Linked DNA regions of Homo sapiens: all the other regions are linked to region 2. A link is a loop called in an ENCODE intact Hi-C map of the cell type or tissue named here. Cell type or tissue: Caco-2. All regions are shown on one strand. Links, peaks and the distances in the headings refer to the core of each region. The heading gives the core; the rest is flanking DNA.

Region 1 (4,927 bases), core at 595-4,594, 170 kb before region 2:
CCAGGCTGGTCTTGAACTCCTGGCCTCAGGTCATCTGCCTGCCTCGGCCTTCCAAAGTGCTGGGTTTACAGGCATGAGCCACCACGCCTGTCCACCAGCTCTATCTTCTTAAAGCAGATTCCAGTCACTGGCAAGGTAATTCACATGGCAGGCCCTGCGAGGGCTGCTCAGGGCTTCTATAGCATGCACTATAGATGAGGATGATAATAATGACCTCATCACATCGTTGAAAGAGGAGTAAAAGTGCACCTGGCACATACAAAACACCCAATAGATGGGCAATCCTCCCAAGAAGGAGACTGCACTGTCATTGGCATGTCCATGTGAACTTGCTCATCAGGTGGCTTTCTGCTTTCACAAGACGGTCTGCGCAGAACGAGAATGCTGACTTGGGGCTCTCAGGAGGGAGGTTGCTGGTGGCAGGAGAGGGGATGAGGGCATGTGGGCGGGGTGAGGGAACGTGGGGGATAAACTCGATCTACTCTAAGTGTTTTTTCCCGTGCTGGCTGCATGGGGGAAGGGAGGGAGCAGGCTTCAGGAGGAGGGGTAGCAGGAACATAGCATAGGGTAACCTAGTCTCAGAATTTTTCACAATTGGACTTGGGAGAGGGCACCAGTGTTATAAAGGGAAGAGGGCGCCAAGTCGCATAGCTGGGCAGAGGCCAGGGAGGGGAGCCCTAAGTGCTGGGCCAACGTGAGGGTGAGAGCCAGGGCACCGGGAAGCAAGGGCTGTGAGTCAGGGATATTTTCCAATCACAGACCTGGGAAAAAACAGAGCTGGAATGCACTTTAAAAATCACATAGCTCGATTTTTATTTTGCACAGAAACTGAAGCCAGGGGTCCCGTCTCACAAGGAAAAGTTAGAACTTACACTCAGTTGTGTCCATTTAAATCTAACAACCCACAACTTGTTCATAAATTAATTAATTAGTTAACTAATTACAATATAAATTATCCAGACAAAAATTTGAGTCACAGCTTATTTTCCAGCTTTCAGTCACACAGTCAAGAACAAAGCGAGTTTGAATCTGAACACGAGGTTCCAGTATCGGCACTGAAATCATGATGCCCTTTATGACTTCATTATCTGTCAGGGAGAGGCTCGGAGAAACAGGAAAATCGGTTATTTGTAGCTACTCCATTATCTGAAAAATATCCGCGCATAAGTCACATTGGGCTCTAAGGGTTTTACTTTCCACAAGTAGAGAATGCTGGTGAACAGTTGGAAAATAAGAATTCTCTGGGCTTCCTAAACACAATGGCTGCTGTTAAGTTGAATTTATGTATCAGGCCACATAAAAATGTGTGAAAATGAAGAATCAGGAACTAAAGAAAGTAAACAATAGAGAAGAGAAACACTCTTGTCATAAAATCAGTCTGTCTTTTAGACAATTTGTGGCGGGTGGGAAATGGAATTTTTCACATGCTCAGTGCACAGATTTAAACTGTTGATACCTCTTTCGATGTCACAAGGTGGAGGACTTGGAGTATGTGAAAGCTGGTGCTTTCCCCAGGGACCGTGGAGAACAAATGCCCGGGCAGGAGGGCGTGCCTCGGGAGACTCCAGGAACATGAAGAGTATCCCTTGGCATGACCTTTGGATAAAGCCAACTCTTTGTGAACTCAAAGTGACTTGCTGGTTTCCCCAGAGCATGGCTGGCCCCCAAGGGTGTCTTCCTAGCAGTGGCTTGCATCATGCTGTGATAAGGGCTTCTGTCACCCTACAGATGTGAAAGCTCTCCCCTAACTCAAACATCAGCCAAGCACCCCGAGCTACCCTGCAGAGCCAGAGCCTCGGATGTGTGAGGAGTTGCCCCAGCTGGATCAACCAAATCAGGAAGAGACTTTGGCCATTTCAAAAATAAACTTCTCTGCCCACCTCAGTTCATTCGGCTGAAACAGACCAGGGTGAGTCTCACAGTGTCTTCTCCTATTTGGCTACTTTAGCCTGGGGTACTCACACAGGTCAACCCATCTGAACACATGAAAATAGTTCCCATTTAGGCAACCTCAGTTTCTCTTTTATAATCCCTGCAAAGTTAATATAGACTTTCAGGCTAGATTCTACCCAGCTCCAACATTCAACACATCACTCACCTGGTGTGAAAGGAGCCCAGGTCAATATCTAGCTAATGTGTGCCCTGCTGAATCGGCCCGATGACTAACTCTTTTATGTGCTTGCTTCTTGTGAGCTGAAAACTAAACAGAAACTATTTACAAAGCCCAGGGGCCTGAATGGGTGGCTCTCTCAGCAGGGGGTGGGGCCCCACCAAGCTTGGGATGAGGTTGTCAGCTGGGGCCAATTTAGATTTCCCTGACCGCCACTGTCAGCCTTCTCCAGCTTTTGCACAAATTCTATATTCCACTGACTATAGCCTCCCAGCCTCAAATCACTTTGGGAAGCTCTACAAAGACTCATCTCTGACCTGGGTCTTTGTTGTTATTTCCTGCATGAAAATGGGGGTAGGAGAAAAAAAGAGAGACTTTTTTTTCACTGTGTCAGAGTTTGTAAAGTGACACTTGAGTAAGTCTGTGGGGTTAGAGTTATTCAGAGCAAAGGCATACTGTGAAGGAAGCACTTTACAACAGATTGGGTAACAAATCCCGGCCCTGTGTCTGCAGGGCTGATTTTTCGCCTGAAACTAAGAGCTGCAGCTCAGCTTCCTCCTGGGCACCACTTCAGTTCAACAAGCCCAAAGCCACCCTGACCAACTGCCGTCCTAGGGCCCCTCTCACTCCTACATGAGTCTGCCATTGGCCCAGTGCTTCAAACCCACAGTCTGCCTCCCCTCCCATCAGTCACCAAATCTCACCAAGTCGACTTCCTTTCTGCTGCTCACCCCTTTCCACTCTCCCACCACTCTGCTGCTGCCAGTGTGGATGGGCCCGTATCCTCTCCACCTGCACTAGAGTAACATTCCCCTCGCAGGGGCCCCTGCTTCCAGTTCATCCCTCCAATCCTTGCTCCACACTGCAGTCAAGGGTGAGCTTTCTGAAGCAAAAACTCTTCTCAAGTCATTCCCTCCTTGCAGGGCTGCCAGGCCTGCAGGGAACACTGTCCAGTTTTCTAGGAGTGCAACTGAGTCAGGGGCGGGGATTCTGGAGGAGGCTGAGATTTGAGAAGGATGAGTCAGCTCCAGACAAGTTGAGTTTGAAGTGGCTTGAATCATCCTGGAAAAAATGTCATATGGGAAGCAGATAGTCTGTCTAAAGCTCGAAAGAAATGCAGCGGCTGGAGATGGGCCCTGGAAAAACGGGCTTTATCTCTGGCCCTGTCCTCCACAGATCCCGCTGTCCTGCACCATGTTTCAGACACACTGGCCTCCTTGCAGTTCCACATGCCCTTCATGCCCTCATCTCCTGGAGCTTTACAGATGGAGACCCACATATGGAAACACTCTCTCCAGCCTTCTCACACGCTTTGCCTGCTGATCCTCTACTTGTCCTTCAGGACTTGGTTTCAACAGCAACCCCAACAGGATGTGCTCCCAAAGCACATGCACTTGCCACCAGGGCCACATTGATCGTTCATGCTGAGATCAACTATTTCCTGTCTTCTCCCACCACTAGACTCCAAGATCTGGGGTATGCGCTCAGTAAATATCTGTTAAGCAAAAGAATGATTAATTGTTTAATTATTTATCTACAGTATCAAGAAGTTCTATAAGCCCCAGGAAAGATAAATATAAAGAAATGCACACCTAGACATATCATCATAAAACTGCAAAAAAAAAAAAAAAGACAAAAAGAAAATCTTAAAAGCAGCCAGAGAAAAAAAATTCAAGTACCTTCAAGTGAGCAATAGATTGACAGCTAATGTTCCACACAAAAAAACCCCAAAAACCAAAAAAAAAAAAAAAAAAAAAAACAGAAGGCAGCAAACAATGCAATGGTATGTATCTACAAAGGACAGAAGAAAATCAGCTGCCAACCTAGTAACACACTGTGCATGGGGAAAACATGCTTCAAGAATGAAAGTTAAAGAAAGAGGCCGGGTGCGGTGGTTCACACCTGTAATTCCAACACTTTGGGAGGCCAAGGTAGGTGGATCACCTAAGGTCAGGAGTTCAAGACCAGCCTGGGCAACATGGTAAAACGCTGTCTCTACTAAAAATACAAAAATTAGCCAGGCCTGGTGGCTTGCAACTGTCATCCCAGCTACTTGGGAGGCTGAGGCAGCCTCCCGAGGCAGGAGAATCACTTGAACCTGGGAGGTGGAGGTTGCAATGAGCTGAGATGACACCACCTCACTCCCACCTGGGCAACCATAGCGAGACTCTGTCTCAAAAAATAAATACATAGAAAGTTAAAGAAAGACATTTCTGTATCAATGGAAGCTAACATATGCAAGTTGCAAGCTGACTCATACTAAGTGAAATCCTAACAGGCTTTCTTAGATGAAATGCCAGAGATCGTGAATGGTAAATATATGGGCGCATAAAGTGAATGTTGGATGTATAAAATAGCACTTGTTTATATCTGAACAGAAAAGAAGAGAAGCAGTTCTCTTTAGTCAGAAGAGATAGGCATTAGTTATGAAGCTTGGACAAGAAAGGAGAAAAGAAAAACACATTTATTGAGTCATTACTATTTTCCAGATTTTTCTACCATATGACTACTATTTCTAAGGGACGGGACTTCAGTTTCCAAGAGTTTTTAATACACTGTAACCTTACAAGACAAATTCCTACAAAATCCCACCGATTCTTAAACTCATTGATTCTACAAGGAGAGAAAGCTAACCACATGCCTCCCGGCCAGCCCGGAATCCCCAGTGGAGTTTTCTCTCCCCTTCCTTCCTCCCAGAGGAGGAGGAGGATCCCTTCCAGGGAGACTGGAAACTGAGAGGAGTCTGACTACATGATCTCCTGCTTTTCCTTGGATCTAGCAACGCTTTCTGCTCCACAATTTTTCACTTTTCATTTC
Region 2 (4,927 bases), core at 426-4,425:
ACAAGAGGGCTGAAAAACAGGCTTAGATATTGAAACAATTGTAATTTTCTTCAGCTTCTAAAGAACCAAAGTCAGAGACTTTAATTCCATGCCACTCCTCGATGGTCATTATGACTAGAAGAGGAATTAATTAGGGAGGAGAGGGCTATACCACAGACTGCACCAGGGAGCTGGACTGGGAAATGAGGGGACCCAGGGTGACTGGACTCCAGGCAGCAGACCCAGGAGGGGAGAAGTCTATAGAGTTGGGGAAATGGACACCAGGCACGAAGGTCTCCCGATGTCGGTGTAGACTGGGCCTGCCCACAGGAATGCAGGAAGCAGCAGGCACCCCAAAGCCCAGCTCATCATGGCTCCACCCTGTGCAAAACCACTCCCTGAGGCCCCACCCGCTTCAGTCCCATTCTATGCAAAATCCTTCCCTGAGGCCACCCACACACATGAGGGGGTGACAGGGAGCCTCAGAGCTGGATGAGAACCAGAGACCCCCCAATCCCACAGCCACTGAGTCACCTGACACACACACTCCATGAGAACAGAGCAGGTGATTAAGGAGGAAGTTAAAACAATGAACGGTTATTAAAAATAAAAACACAGCATTCCCTGAAGGGATTTTTTTTAATTATTGGATTAAGACTAAATTTCATATCAAACAGAACTAAAAATGATTTTCCTCTCATCCTCTACCTAGCAGGTGAGAAATATCACTTTATCCATGAAACAAAGAAATAACATTTTCTCAGTCATGTGAGCTATGATTTAAGTCTGGAATCACCCCACGCCGCCTGTGTAACCCACAATATAGAGCACCAGTGTGTCAGTTTCCAATTGCTGCCATAACAAATTACCACGAATGTAGTGACTTACACAGCACAAATTCATTCTTGCAAGTCTAGAGGTCAGAAGTCAAATGGGTCTCACTGGTTAAAATCAAGGTGTCAGCAGGGCGGTACGCCTTCTAGAGGCTCTACAAGAGAATCTATTTTATGTCTTTTCCAGCTTCCTGAGGCCACCACATTCCTTGGCTTCTAAGCCCTTATTCAAGCCCTTTCCTCCATCTTCAAAGCCAGCAGCATCTGGCTGAGGCCTTTTCATGCTGCCATCTCTTTGGTTCTCACCTTTCCAGCCATAGAAACTCTTATGATTACATTGGACCCACCAGGATAACCCAGAATAATCTCCCTACCTGAAAGTCATTGGATTAGCAACCTTAATTATATGGGCAACCTTAATTCCCCTTTGCTGTGTAATCTAACGTATTCACAGGTTCCGGGGATTAGGGTGTGGATATCTTTGGGGGCCCCTTGTTCTGCCAACCATACCTGGTAAACCTTTTTCCTCTGTGGAAAGGGGAGATATGGGCCTGTTGGAGGGATTGCAGGAGCCAATGTAAGTAAACTGACAGCCACAGAGTAGGCGTTCATTCGTTTGTGGGTGATTCCCCCCTTGATCAAGCTCTGGGTCTGAGGCCTGCTCTAATCCATGGCCTGGCCCCTTGGTCTAACCCCATGGCTGTCACCTGGCCCAGACCAAGTGACATTTTCACCAAGTGCAATGGAGACACTCAGGAATTATGATTTTTGTCAAAGATAACCATCTTCTTCATCCTTAGCTCTTAGGTAGGGTGGTATGTTGAATGCACAGGCATGGTGTATGTGAATTTAGATCCATTCCAAACAGATGTTTGCAATACCAGAGGAACACGCCTGCCTGCCTGCCTGCCTGAGAGCACACGCGTTAAAGCTAAACTGAGTTCAAAAGCATTCAAGTTAATGAGATGGCCCTCATTAGAGTTCCAAAACAGTAAACTCAAAGACAATTGTGTCTTAACATTTTCAGCAATAAAAAAGTTAGGACTTTTTTGCTTTTTAAATTACTGTTTTTTTAAGCCCTTATTCAAGCTTGCTTTCCCCTCAGTCAGAGCTTCCAGTTGACAATGGGTGGACAAGATAGGCTATTTACATGTTAACATGTTGGGGGTGTGGTAAGAGAGATGTACATAGAACCCAGAATTTAATCATGAAATCAAAAAGTTATTCAACATTTGAGGGAAGGATCAGGTAAAGAAAAACACATAATGCCTTCTGTAATTATAAGACATTATAAAAAATTAATGCTTTCAACAAAGTAAGTCACACAGATGAAAGTTAGTAATGAAATTAAAGGTATTATTCTACTATATATTTTCATCAAAGATACCACAAAAGCTTACCCACATTATCACTGTAATTAGCCTAATTTTCTACTGGAAAAACAAACTCTTATATCTTCTAAGGGAGAGTGGAGAAGTTTTATATCTATCCTTAGAATCAAAAAGAAAGCTTCCTTCAGCCTGCAATTACAGTTTGCACTAAAAACTTAATAGTTTGATTTTGTTTGAGATGTGGGTTTTTGAAAGGAATTGGTTTATACTGTCTGTACTAAATGTCTATCAGTACAGACAGTGTAAACCAACTTGGGTTTTCCATCGTGCAGAAAGCCTCAAGACACAAGACCACACTGCCACCTCGTGGCAGGATCAGATTTTACAACAGTTGAATTTAATGGTTCACCAGCCTTCAAGTTACTATTCAGAATCACCAGCCTTCAAGTTACTATTCAGAATGTGAAAAGCGTGTGTTCTAGGTGGTTATAGTTTAGCACTAAGAAAAACAAGAGTCCGGGGACAGGTTGTTGGAGGTGCTGAATTAAAACAATTTTTTGGAGTGCTAAATCTTCCCATGGCTTCCTAGGAAAGGCGCTAGCCCAATTCCTTCTGCACCATCTAAAATTCAATGAGAAAGGGGCCCCTGGAGTGGAGTGACACCGGTTCCTCCAAGGACCCTCTGTTGTGTACATTAAAATTCAGCAGTGCCATTTAGCAAAAATTAAATCAGTAAGGCTTTGGAGGTTAGGAAACCAAATACACTTATTTACCTAGTTTTAGAAACCAAAAAGAAAAAAGCTCCAAGTATAGGAAATGCTTGAATCTGATGAAATGCTTGGGATCCCCATCCCAAACACGCCACAATTGTTAAAATATTGGGGTTGATGTTACGGAAAATTCCCTAAGAAAAATGATTTAGGACAATAGCCACCAGTTTACAGACAAAAACAGAAGGATGGCAAGCTGCACGTTCAGGGTGATGGGGGAATTAGAGGTGTGGCTCTCCAAGGCTCCTGAAATGTCCACCGTGTGGTCATTCTTGGAGGACGGAAGCTTTGTGATCCTAAAATAATTAAATAAGGTGATTCCTATTTTTAAAGCAACAGAATTTGCATATAACCATAATTGTTGTATAATCTTGACCCAGTTATCCAAATTAAGGCCCCAGATATCTTCCTAATCTGATGATGAAGTAGTCAAGCACCACGTCGCTTTCCCCAGAGCCCCTTCTCTAAATACAAGGACATGGCAGGGTGGCTTCCTCCATCGCCCCCGCTGAGAGAGCAGGACCCGCAAGTGCCTCAGACTCATTCCTGCAGAACCAAGCCCGGCTTGCTGGTCTCTGCGGCGGCACCAGCCCTGCTCCACGTTCTTCCCAAGCGGAGGCCTGAGATATTTCCACCAACTCCTCAGAGGGTGAGAAAGAAGTTTCGAGGGTTTCCCTTCAGGAGAACCACCAGCTTTTCATGATCCACTCTTCAGACCCACACCCGCAACCAAGGCTGGCCATGAACTCTGGTGGCTGAGCTGAGAGGGTGTCACCTGAGGGAAGGATCCTGCATCGTCACCTTTCTCTTGTGCTTGAGAGAGGGCCTGGACACAGACAAGTCCCCTTGAAGCTAAAGGAACCTCCCAGGCTCTGCAACTACCATCTCCCCCCGTGGGAAAACACCAAATTCCACAAAGCCACAGGCCAATCCTCTCCCCTCCCACTCCCTGGGCCCGGGGAGAGGAAGTCCCACCTTTCCCAAGGGTCAAGGCTTGCCTGCTTTCCAAATGGCCACTTCCAGGATGGCTTTCCAGAAAAGTCTCCATGCAGGCACACCTATATGTTTCCAGAAAAGTCTCAACGCAGTCCCTGCAGTCTAAGGCCAGCATCGGCCCATCTCCCAAAGTCAGTGTGGTGTGGCTTAACACACCGGCTCACCCTAAATGTGCACTGAAGGGGCCCTGAACTACAATGAAGGGGACGCCCCGAGCCAGCAAACCCCGAGGGGCTGGGCGTGCCAGGCAGCTGTGGAGCCGGTGGAAGCAGTGAAGTTGGCAGCACTGGCATCGAATGCCAGCCAGGGAACCAAGAAAAGGCCACTCTTAGTAAGAAAGTGGTGACTTCGTGAGTGGAAGAGTTGAGGTAAGAAGTTATGGCCATAGAGGATATTTCTGCAACTCGGATGAAAGGATCGCTGTGATTGGAAAGCAGTTATCTGCAGCCGAGATTTCAGAGATGTTTCTGCCCAGTGGTGACAAAAACTCTCCCTCAGGACAGTGAATGACAGGTGTGTGAAGAAAGTGCCCTGGAAGGGGGAGGTCAACAAACAGCAACCCGCCCAGCGATGACCCCCGAGAGCGTGGCGGGCAGGGGAGGGTGCAGGCTGGAAGAGGGAAGGAGCGAGGTGGGCTGAGGGCGGCGCGAGCTGGAAACAAGCCTGGGCTGTTGCAAGAGGGAGGAAAGAAAACCTCAGAACAGGCGTGAAAACGAGGAAGGAAACCAGCCCCTCCTCCCAGCGTGGAAGGGTCTTCTCCATTCCAGACCACAGCAGGGCCCCCAGGAGACATCTCAGCTTCTGTTGGAGCCTGGCGGCAAAAGGCTGTCCCTAGAAGATGAAGAGCGAGGAGGTTTGTGGATCCCATATGGGAAGTCTGGAGCTCTGCGCAGAAATGAAGATGAGGAGAAGCAGGCGGGGTAGGTTTCAGTTGAGGCAGGGCTTTCAGATTTTTCTTTTAACCACAATCCGTAGTAAGAGCCCATTTTATATGGCTACCCCGTGTGCATGCACAATT
Region 3 (4,927 bases), core at 656-4,655, 350 kb before region 2:
CTACTTTTTTTTTTTTTTGACACATATGATTCAAGCTTATGTAAAGTGGACCGACTTCTCCTCATTTACTTATCTACAGAACGTCGGTGCTCACCCAGTATGAGGATCATACGAATTGGTGGTTGGAAAAGCATTGAAATGTCACTGACTTTGACTGTCAGATGTGTGGGGTCAGGCAGGCATGTGTTTCTCGGATGCTCATTGTAGCTCTTGCTTATCCATTTTTATTAACTGATCCAGGTGGGTGTATAATGCTACAGGTAATGAACCCAGTGAACTCAAGATCTGCCTCCTCCAAGTGTGGTCAAATTCAATAATTTAGGATTAAGACAATTATTTATAATTAAAATCCCGAAGTAAACATTTACTAAGCACCTCCTAAATTCAGAACTGACACCTGTTGTTCGGGTGGCCAGTCAGGGTCTTCGAAGCAATTCACACACCACATTCCATGTTCTTCAGTGACTCACAAGGAAGTTGGCATTATTGTGTGTGGAACAGCAGCAGAGCTTACTAACATTCTCAGCTACAAAACAAAAAATAACGAACCAGAGACTTCAGCTCAGTTCTTGTGATTGGAGTTGTGTTTCCTCCAGAGTGACGAGCATGGTATAAGACGCCTCGCCCTGCACCCCATCACGGCTCTCCCCAGACAGCCCTGACAGAGGGTAGGTACAACAAACACACATTGCTCAGTCGCTGCCGTCACCTCTCCAAGCTTCTGTTCCATTCTCCACTCTCACATTATCCACTGTCATGAAACAAAAGGAGAAAAAGAAGAGAAAAACTACGTTCAAAATGTTTATTGTTACCATGATCATTACTGTTGTTATTTATTATACTGGTTTATTTTAGAAGGAAAATAATTTGGGTTTAGAGGTGCTTAGAGGTGGATTGTGGGAATTTATAGTGTAGTCGTGGGACTATAAGGATGAAGGAACCATTGCCCTTAAAAAAAATTAGGAACTTGGTTGGTTCGTTACAGTATTCATTGACATGAAAACATCCAGAAACTTACAGTCAGCAAGTGTGTATGTGAGTCACAACTCACATAATACTCATGTGAGTTGTGGTCAGAGACTAGCATCCCACGGGCCCTGGAACCAGACACACCTGGGTTTGATTTCTGACCACAGCTTATCACTATCTGCTCTTTGGCAGATGGCTTAACCAAGCTAACCTCTATTTTTCAGATCTGTGGAATGGGGATAATAATAGGACCTATCTGACAGGGTGGTTGGGATCATTGACTGAAATAACACATGAAAGAACTTAGCACAGTGCCTAGCAGGCAGTAAGTACTCAGGAAATGTCAGCTGCTGTCAAACTTTCTAGGAACAGAAAAGCAGAGCTGTATCTAATATAGCTTAAACTGGTATGCTCTGCAGGACAGGGAGGAGTCTCATTTTGCATCAAGAGCTTTCCATGGGTCATGTTATTTCACCCTGCACGATGCTGTGTGGTCTCATCACCACTGAACACACAAGACCCTGAGACTCTGAGAGGTAGACACTGCACTCTACAGCTGCGATTCACACCTGGATCTGCTGGCTCAAGGTCTGCACTCTTTCCACTGCACCACAGTAACCCACATGAATCAGCAATGAAAAGGCAAGACGGAGTAAGGTGAGGCCAATGGCGATGGGGAGCGCAATGGGATTTCGAGAAGGGGGCTCGTGTGAGCTGGGGCAGTCAGGAAGGGGGCCTGGCCCTCAGCTGAGTGGAAAAGGGCAAAAGGATTTGTTTAGACTAAGGGGAAGGGTGCACATTCTGGAAAGGTCAATTCCACCCCCTCAACCTTAGTCAAGACAGGATTTTATGCTCACCAGAGGCCAAGTCCTTCTTTGTCAGTTGATGTACCAACAGTCCTGGCTATGAGCTTGCTGCACAGTTCTCATCAGGACCAGAAAGGGGGCCTGGGTCAGCCTGTCCCTCTGGGGCCATCCATCACAGCTGCTTCTTACCCAGACTGGGGAAGCCCGGGACAACCTCTGAGTCCTGGTACCTGCAGCCAGGCTGTGACAGCATTTATCAGAGGGCTAGGGGCAGCCTGGTCCCTGCAGCTCTTGTATGCCTGCTGGGGAGGGCAGGACTGGCGGTAGAGAAGATGGGATCCAGCTGGGGTCTGCTGGCCTCAAAATGGTCTCAAGTAGTGAATGCAGGGGCTCCCACAGGACTAGAGCTTTGCATTTCTGGTTCTTCATCCAGTTCTGAAGCTTAGACATAGTGGATATAAAAATAATCTGGGGAGCTTGCTCACAATGCAGGTATTCCTGGCCTCACCCCAACTATTTTAATTTCAGGTAATTTGGGTGGGGTTCAGGAATCTTCATTTAAGAAAAATACCTCCAGTGACAGACAGATGGCCATCAACCACAATTTGAGGAAAAAAAAGCCTCAAGTTCATGCTATTGAGCTCAACCTTTGGGAAAAAATTCTTCTATCCTGTGTGAAAGAAAATGGTGTTTTTCTAAGTCCCAAGAAAACATCCTAAAGGGATGCAAGGAAGGATTCGATGGGCATTCCTTCCAAGGCATGAAAGGAGAGCGGATGGCTGTGTCTTGTACTCAGCCGCCCTCCACAGAGCCTGTGGCAGACCCGGGAATGTCCATGTGTCTCAGAGCTGAAGTGAGGTGCATAGGCCAAGTTCAAACCAGTGCCGCCTCCTTGCAGGGTGGTCAGAAAACACATGGACATTTGTCAAGAACTCTGGAGTAGCCCATGTCTGTGGTTACACAATGAAACATTCTTCCCCAGCAGCAACCCCCAGAAGGCTTCCAATATTTCGCGCCCACACACTGAACATGAAATAGTGATTCATGGTAAGAGGATGTGCATAGAAAAAGCTTAGAAGTGACCCCTTCTTATTTTGCAAATAACAAAAGGAAACACTCCTTTAGATCCCGTGTAATTCAGAAGCCGATTGGGTGGCGTGTGGGCTTTCAGAGAGAATGAAGACAGACATCTGGCAAGGACTTTTCTTGGTCATAATGACTTGCTTCTCATTCTGCTTCCGATGGCCTCCAAGAGGATGCAGTTATGGGGAGAAATGGGACGCAGGAGATCTGGGGTCAGGGGAATGTGGATCACAGGGGTGTGTCCAGATCCCTGGACCTGCCACGTTTGTGATCTCGGAAACATGATTCCATCTCTCCAGGTTTGTATTTCTCCATGTATGATTAATGGTGCCTCTACTGACATGTGGGCGTGATGATCATAAGATGATCAAAAAATGGTTATTGAGGCCAAAACTCTCAGCATCGTCGTGGACGCTTACACTGCACATCTGATCCATCGCAATACCTGCAGCTCTACTTGCCTTCTTGCGTCTCACCATTCCTCACCCTTGCCCCACTGCCACCCTGGCCAGAGGCTATCACTTCCCACCTGGGCTGTTGCAATGGCTTCCAAACTGGTCTCAAAGCTCCTCCCCTGGCACTTCAATCCAGATTCTTCCCCATCCAGTCAGAGCATGGCGCTCCTCTGCTGTTGCTCTACTCTGCCTTGCTTCTGCCCTCGGACTTGGTAGAATCTGCCTTACCTACAGAGCTATAAGGTCTTGCAAGTTTGATCTGCCTACATCCTCACCCATAGACAACTACCCTCCTCTCCTCCCACTTCCCCTCTTGCTTGCTTCTCTCAGCTCCCTGGCCTCTCTGCTAACCTTGGAAGGGACCAGACAAAGTTCTAGCTCAGCCCATTTGCACTTCCTGTCCCTTCTGCCTATGTCACTTTTTCTTTCTGATATCAGCATAGCTTATTCTCTCACCTTCTCAGTAAGCAATTTCCTGCCACCCTATTTAAAATCGTACACCACCCTTTACTCCATACCCTCTTTCCTGCATTTTTCTTTTGAACATAGCAGTTATCACCATCTATCATACTGTAAATATGACATGTCCATCTTGTTAGTTGCCTGTTACCTACCACATGATGACAAACCTGGCACATATTTATTGAAGGAACAAATAAACTATAATGATCAATTCAACTTCAAGTTGGCTAACTCATCAGCAAACATCTGTGGAATCCTTTAAGTAGAAGGATTTTGGAGAAGTGATTATTGTAAGTTGTTATGTTTTAGGTATGTTAGGACTATCACTACTTTCTTATTCTTTCCTCGTTTATTAGCAGAGCCAGGTAGGTGCAATTGCTACAAAGTGATTTGATGTGGCCTTTCTTACTTTTTTTAACCTGTTGCCATTAGACCTTCTATATTATTCAGCAGTTACTAGGTTATCCTGCAATAACAAATGCACTTTGAAATTCCCAAAACATACACTTAGATTTATTTCTCACCCATGCTACATGTCCAACTTGGGGCAAGGAGTTTTCTGCTCCACATCAGCACTCTGGGATCCAGGCTGACAGGGACTCCATCAAGAACATCTTTGACTGAAGAAAGGAAAGAGAGTGCAGACTCAGGTGGAGCAAAGGTGTCCAGATTTGACCAATTAAACGGCAGCCCAAGAGACCTGTGTCACTTCTAGGCTGAGGAAGAAAGTAAACCCCCGTGCAAGGACCTTGTAAAGTGCAGTTTCCCACATGCCCAGAAAAAGAAAAGGAGAAGCAACACTGCTGAGCCCTAGTATTACCCAGCATTCTTCAAGTGTAGAAATTGTTTAGTGCTGCAGCTAGAATTCAGAAGAAAAAAACACTGTCTGATCCATTCATGGCCCCAAAGTCAAATATTATGGGAAAAAAATATTAAAAAGAAATTGAGCAAAGATTAAAAATTATAATGGACAAAACTCCAATATCCTTATTGAGTCTAAAATGGTATTTTTCATGTATTCCTTTGTGGTCACTATAAACCAAACTTAGAATATTTTAAGATGTTTTTGTTCTTCATCATCTATTTAGCTTTACTGAGTGTTCTTCTGCTTCTGTAAAATGCCAGCTTCAAGAATCGTCCCCACTTATGTAG

Evidence for each region. Peaks named below come from ENCODE experiments on the same cell type or tissue, not always from the same donor. Only the 100,000 strongest peaks of a DNase experiment are listed, where the experiment ranks them.
Region 1: it touches region 2 in a loop (3-fold over the local background); 2 of 110 quality-filtered maps call a loop at or near these places.
Region 3: it touches region 2 in a loop (13-fold over the local background); 5 of 110 quality-filtered maps call a loop at or near these places.

Annotation. Positions count from the first base shown.
Region 1 is chr18:10,138,418-10,143,344 of GRCh38, reverse strand. No RefSeq gene overlaps it. Among named protein-coding and RNA genes, the nearest start is that of VAPA, 230 kb to the right of the region's middle. RefSeq lists an enhancer at 2,362-2,861. In Caco-2, for the core only: no CTCF peak of the experiment used is centred there; a DNase peak (open chromatin) is centred at 2,214.
Region 2 is chr18:9,969,093-9,974,019 of GRCh38, reverse strand. No RefSeq gene overlaps it. Among named protein-coding and RNA genes, the nearest start is that of VAPA, 58 kb to the right of the region's middle. In Caco-2, for the core only: a CTCF peak has its summit at 2,509 (motif pointing left); a DNase peak (open chromatin) is centred at 2,489.
Region 3 is chr18:10,318,847-10,323,773 of GRCh38, reverse strand. It overlaps LOC105371985 (a long non-coding RNA gene), which reads left to right and starts at 444. Exons shown (of 4, transcript XR_001753346.2): 1 at 444-668; 2 at 1,389-1,626. RefSeq lists an enhancer at 4,727-4,927. In Caco-2, for the core only: no CTCF peak of the experiment used is centred there; no DNase peak of the experiment used is centred there.